2 separate regions of the Homo sapiens genome follow, and region 1 is linked to region 2. A link is a contact called in ENCODE POLR2A ChIA-PET data. All regions are on one chromosome and are shown on one strand. The core of a region is the stretch at or near the end of the contact, and the rest is flanking DNA. Distances in the headings are between cores, read along the strand shown. Region 1 has its middle 29 kb from the start of TNRC6A. Region 2 overlaps TNRC6A (trinucleotide repeat containing adaptor 6A).

Region 1 (2,929 bases), core at 269-2,768, 120 kb after region 2:
GTGTGAATTGTAGGGTATGTGAATTATTTCTCAAAAAAGCTGTTACTGAAAAAATGACAATTTCATATGGTCCAATCTAATCTGCAATAGCTTAAATAGCAGTGGTATACTATGATAAGGTTTGAAGATTTGATAGAGCCAGGCATGGTGGCTCATGCCTATAATCCTAGCACTTTGGGAGGCTGAGGTGGGTGGCTTGTTTTAGCCCAGGAGTTCAAGACAAGCTTAGGCAACATGGCAAGATCTCATCTCTACAAAAAATACAAAAATTAGCTGGGCATGGTGGCATGTGCCTGAAGTCCCAGCTACTCGGGAGGCTGAGCTGGGAAGATCACTTGAGCTCCAGAGGCAGAGGCTGCAGTGAGGAAAGATTGTGCCATTGCACTCCAGCCTGGGTGACAGAGCGAAACCCTGCCTCAAAAAAAAAAAAAGAAAAAAGAAAAAAGAAAAGAAAAAAGAGTTTACACGCGAAATGTGGACACTGCCTCAAAAAAAAAAAAAAAAAAGAAAAAAGAAAAGAAAAGAAAATAGAGTTTACATGTGAAATGTGAAAGAGAAGACACATGGTCCCTGCATATAGAAGAGGAGGCAATCAGTGGGGTTATTGAGAGGCGTGTTTTTTTTGTTTTTGTTTTTTTTCAGTACAGGAAAGACTTAGGCTTCTTTATAGGAGTGTGAGATGTGGAAGAAATAGGAACAAAGTTGATGGATGGACTCCAAAGTCCATGTGGAAGAATTAACCTTGGAAGGAGTCCAGTCTCTCTTCCATAAGACCAGAAGGAAGGAGGAAAGGATGGGTTCAGATACCAATTAGTTGATGGTGCAGAGAATGTTTTTCTTATTGGCCTCAATTTCCTGAGGAAAGAGGCAGAATCATTTGTGAAAATGACAGAAGGGATAGCAGGGCCATGGGTTTCGGAAGCCAGGAGGTTAGACAAGTTAGTAAGTGGCTGGGCACTGTGGCTCACGCCTGTAATCCGAGCACTTTGGGAGGCTGAGACGGGCAGATCGCCTGAGGTCAGGAGTTCAGACTAGCCTGACCAACATGGTGAAACCCCATCTCTATTAAAAATACAAAAATTAGCCAGGCATGGTGGCATGCGCCTGTAGTCCCAGCTACTCGGGAGGCTGAGGCAGGAGAATTGCTTGAACCCAGAAGATGGAGGTTGCAGTGAGCTGAGATCATGGCCATTGCACTCCAGCCTGGGCGACAGAGCGAGACTCCGTCTCAAAAAAAAAAAAAAAGAAAAAAAAGTTAGTAAGGTGGGTGGGAGAGGGAACTCAGACTCAGAGAGGCTTGGGAGCATTGAAGAGCCAGATGCCAGCAGAGGAGTGAATTCTTAGTGGCAGTGAGCCCCAGCTCCTGAAGCTCCCCCTGCAGTCCCCTGCAGCCTCATTTGGGAATAGTCTCCGCCTGAGTCATCTCTGCTTCAGTCCACACAACCTCAATTCTTTCAATGTTACTCATACATTTTGGCTTTGAGCCTCGTGCTCTCTGGATAATTGCCTCTGAACTTAACTGCCTTTTGGCACCCTTCCTCCCAGAACTGAATGTTCTTCCCGGGCTAGGGCTGACCCAAGTCCACCTCCCTGGTTCTGGGCCTTATACTTTGATTAATTCAGCCTGGGATGACCAGAGCACATTGGGCAGCCTTATTGCATTGGGTCAGTGACAGACAATTCCAAAGAGCGAGAGAAACATGTCTGTGAAGGCGTCAGCCCACGTGGTAGCCATGGCGGAACATGGGGTGGCAGGGAACAAGTGGTTTGCTATAAAGAAGCAAGAGAAAAGATGTTCAACATGCTGGCTAGTGGAGAATGTCTAGAGGTGTGGGGTCAGGGATCGGCTGAAACATATAGGTAGGCTATTGCCTAAGGACAGCATCTCACTGGCTAAGACAGCCAGACAGGCACAGCGGTCAGCACTTTGAGCCTAGTTACTGAGCACAGCCAATATGGCACCTCTACCACGAAGATCCATAGGTCATTAGGGTTCAGGGGTGCAGCAAGAGAAAGAGAAGAGTGTGAGGGAACCCCCTGGAGCACCACTTACTTATTTATTTAATATTCAGACATAGGCTGGGCACGGTGGCTCATGCCTATAATCCCAAAACTTTGAGAGGTCAAGGGGGGAGGCTCATCTGAGGTTAGGAGTTCGTAAGACCAGCCTGGCCAACATGGTGAAACCTGTCTCTACTAAAAATACAAAAATTAGCCGGGCATGGTGGCATGCGTCTGTAGTCCCAGCTACTTGGGAAGCTGAGGCAGGAGAATTGCTTAAACTTGGGAAGCAGAGATTGCAGTGAGCCAAGATCGCACCACTGCACTCCAGCCTGGGCAACAGAGTGAGACTCTGTCTCAAAAAAAAAAAGAAAAATTCAGACACAGGGTCTCACTATGTTGCCCAGGCTGGTCTTGAACTCCTCCTGGCCTTTGAGTGATCCTCCCGTCTCAGTTTCCCAAAGTGCTAAAATTACAGGTGTGAGCCACCTTGACCAGCCTCTGGGGCACCTTTTGATCCCAGCTATTACCAGATACTAGAGTTACTGTGGGTCAAAAACTTTGGGCACCCAGAACCTAAAGGGTCCCTGATTCTGGAAGGGGCAGAATCAAGCATGGTGGAAGGAACATAGCCTTTGGCATCAGAGCTAGATTTAAAGCCTGTCTCTGCTACTTATTTCCTGTGTAACACTAGCACTTGGCACATTGCTGAGCTTCTTAGAACTTCGGTGTCCATATCTGTAAAATGGAAATTAATAATTCTTACCCCTCAAGTCCTCAGGGTTGACTGTTAAAGAAATGGTATCTGTGGCCCTTCAGCTCAGTGCTCTCTTGTCCATCTCTGGGCTTTTGTATTTGTTATTTTCTCAGAAGCTTTTTTTTTTTTTTTTGGTAGAGACAGGGTTCCATTCTGTTGCCTGGGCCGGAG
Region 2 (3,371 bases), core at 709-3,208:
GTATGCATAGTTACTGATTTCGGCTTTAAGGTACAACAGTTAAACATTAACACAGTCACGAGAGAGCAGAAACATATGGAGCCACTTGATGGGATTACAAAAAATTATTACCTATTGATTATTAGCAAACCATCATCACTCACTAATAAAAAGACAGCATCTGAAAGCAGAATGTCAAACTCCAGCTTTAAGCGTTTTTTTGTTTTTTCTTTTTTTTTGGCAGAGAAAATTCTTTAACAGAGCAATATGTAGTATCAGTGCTAAAAGTTGGGGTTTTTCTTTTTTTCCTCTAAGAAACTACAAGGAATTTTTTTTTTTTTTTTTAAACTGGGGAACTGGTTTTCCTGAGAACCATGCTCTTTGATTTGGGACAGGAATAGAAAAACAAAAGAACATGGCCAAATGCTGCTCCTTTTTCCCAGAGATAGAAAGCATCTTTTAAATCATCCTCCATTTTTTTTTTGTCTTTTACATTTTTTTTAAATGATGGAAGAGTAAACATTTTTTTTTCTCAAAAAACAAACAAAAAAATCTGTAAACAAGAAGGTTCAAAGTGAGAACCTCCAAAACAAAATGGAAAGCCTATTCAAAGTGCAGGGCCCGTCCTGGGTGGCAGGTGGGCTGCAAGTCACAGCTGTGGCCACAGTTTTTCAAACTGCAGAGCGAAATTCTTTAGTTTTACAACATGAAAAAACTGGTGCAACACTTTCATTAATAATCCTAAGTCAGCATCCTAACTTGATCTTTTAAACTCCACGATACCACAATAAGGTAGGCAACATCAAGGCATAGTAGAGAGCGCACGCCTCCTAAGAACACCCTTGAGTAAACATTGACACTGGGACAGCTGCCCCCCATACTGCCGATGAGACGGAGAGAACATCATTCAGTGCAAAGGGAAAAGCTCATACGTTATCAGCCCAAAAAATGGTTTTGCAAGAGAGAAAAAAAGGGGCGGGGGGGGGGGTTGGGGAGGAATAGAAGGAAAAAAAAAAAAAGAATCCAAAGGCTAAACATGATGAATAGACACAAGCGAGCTCATTCTCTACGGTTTAGCATGTATGGCGCTATTTGGGAGTGTAAATAGAGTAGATACCTTTTCACATTATAATATTGGCCTGCATGATTCAAGTATTCAAACTGATATGTTTTGGGGAAAACAAAGTGGAAAATGTGCAGAGAATAGCTGTTCCCACAGGCGGCCCCTGGCTGCAGGCGGCGAGCCCCACTTAGTGCTCCTTTCCCTCGCGTCTGAGGTCCCGGTCGGTGAGTCTGCATCTACACTGTTACATGGACTCTCCACCCCCACCCAGGTGGTCAACAGAAAGAAAAGCGTTAATGGGAGATGGGCTGCTAATTCCTCGGGGGTCGCTGCTGCTTGGGGGACCCCACAGGCTTGTGGAATAATGCGGGGTCCCCCAGAGTGAAGTGCCGTGAAGGTCTCCACAGTTAGTTCCCGACAGCCCAGCACCATTCCAGTGATTGAGATCGGTCCGGCTGGAGAATGAGTGGGAACAGTCGAGGGAGCCCAGCCGGCTCTGGCTGGACCCGAGAGACTGCCAGCCGGGAGAAGGGGTCAGAGACTGGCTTTGTGCAAAGAAACGACTGATCTCCTCTTCACTGGCAAACTCAGCAAGAATAGTAGTGTTCCCCAGTACACACCTAGAGGAGAGAGGCACCGCGGACACGTGAGGACAGCACACCAGGAGGGCTTCATTCACTCACAAGTGAGGGTGCAACTTGTCTCTGCTAGAAAAGCCACAGAAGGCACAGAGGGAGAGACTACACCACATAACCTGCGTGCCCTCCCTTCACCCGAGTGTGCACCCACAGCTCTCCAGGGCCTGGTGCCTTGCCCAGAGCGAACTTCCTCTGTCTGCCATGGGCAACGTAAGGGACTTTCTAGGGCCATCTAGCCAGGTCTGATTCCCCGCTTAGGAATGCCGACCTTGGAATCAGGGCACTACTGCAGCCAGCAGGAGCCACCCACGCAGGACCCTGTGCACTGCCCCGGGTCAGGCTGTGCTCTCACACTCCTTCCCCTAGACTCTTCCAACTGGGAGCCCAACAGCCAACTTACATGTGCAGAGACTTTTGTGCCTTCACTACCTCTTCTTTTGAACTGTAGCGGACCAGAGCATTTCCGTGAGGGAGGTTCAGGTGGAATGTGATCAGCGGGCCGTGCTGCATGCACAGAGTGCGCAGAGTTGAGCCATCGATCTAGGAAACAGTGTGGAAACTGCCAGTGAGAGGCGTCACCGCGGGCCCTCCAGGAGGCTGTTTCAGGCTGCACTGCTGCCCCTCCTCTCTTTCCTGAGGCTCTGTGCTCCTGGCACCACTCTTCACTGACACTCTGACGTTGCTCTGACGGGGTGCAGAGCCATCTTCCCCACCTCCACTGCTCCCAGAGCCATACCGCTCTGGCCTCTAGACTCCTGGACACTCCCCAGATCCCCACTGTGGCTCCATGTCTTCTCTCTTCCCTGCCCTGAGGACAGCATCCATCAAGGTTCTGCTCCCTGAGGGAGGAGGGAGGTGGGAGCTCAACACCCAGCCTCCAGAGGAGGGCGCAGGCCAGGGGCTAAGAAAATGCTCTCACCTCAGGGGCAGACCAGGATTTCTCCATGTGCCAACAAGGACCACCTGTGTCAAATTCATCTGCAGGCCCTCATACAAATGCAGAGTCCCAGCCCCTAGCCCAGATCTACTGACTCAATCTCTGGGTGAGGCCTGGGAATCTGTATGCTTGGTTGGTTCCCAGGCACATTACAGCGTGAACCACCAGATTCGACCACAGCCTGCCTGAGGTCTACAGACCACTCCTCTGCTGTTTCCTCTGCTCGGCTTCACTACCACCTAGCAGCCCTTGTCTCACATACAGACCCGAACCTCTGTTCCCATGCTCCCTGGCGTAGCCACATAAACCAGCGTATCTGGTATCCTTACCTGAGGTGTAAGGTTTTTTAGAACAAGCCAATTTGTTATTCTCCCTGAGCTGCTCTCACCCCAGCTGGAACCTAAACAAGGAAAAAAAGGACAAGTCAGTTTTCCAGGACTGAAAGAGCCCAACTACAGTTACTTAGCAGATCACCTGGCCTCTTGACTTCCTTCACTTCCTTGCACTTCTACATGGGAGGCTTTCTCCCTAGGCCCAGAATTTCAGCTCGCCCTAGCCATGGCCAGGCATTAACTCCTATGGCAGGGGGCTCTGCCTCTGGCGACAGTGAGCTCAGAATGGCTCCCAGTTCACCACAGAGGAGGGCAGTGAGCCACAAAAGGCTGCATCTTTTTGAGATCTTCTCATTGATAGGAGCTAAAATAATCTCAAACGGTACCATCTGGGGAAGACTTCAGTAGTGTCTGATCACTCT

Evidence for each region. ChIA-PET counts read pairs that join two places held with the same protein, here RNA polymerase II (POLR2A).
Region 1: POLR2A ChIA-PET joins it to region 2 with 12 read pairs in activated CD8-positive, alpha-beta memory T cell. The contact joins two enhancer-like sites. POLR2A ChIA-PET finds 5 or more read pairs at or near these places in 5 of 52 experiments (AG04449, CD4-positive, alpha-beta T cell, RWPE1 and 2 more).

The regions. Positions count from the first base shown.
Region 1 is chr16:24,699,685-24,702,613 of GRCh38, reverse strand. It overlaps a transcript of TNRC6A not described here. Among named protein-coding and RNA genes, the nearest start is that of TNRC6A, 29 kb to the left of the region's middle. Within about 2 kb of position 1,518, at least 19 of the 41 ENCODE cell types and tissues checked have a DNase peak (open chromatin) inside an H3K27ac peak, as active enhancers do.
Region 2 is chr16:24,821,723-24,825,093 of GRCh38, reverse strand. TNRC6A (trinucleotide repeat containing adaptor 6A) reads right to left here. Exons shown (of 25, transcript NM_014494.4): 23 at 2,947-3,017; 24 at 2,081-2,220; 25 at 1-1,662. The coding sequence ends at 1,287. Among named protein-coding and RNA genes, the nearest start is that of SLC5A11, 23 kb to the left of the region's middle. RefSeq lists an enhancer at 1,782-2,282. Within about 2 kb of position 1,958, at least 2 of the 41 ENCODE cell types and tissues checked have a DNase peak (open chromatin) inside an H3K27ac peak, as active enhancers do.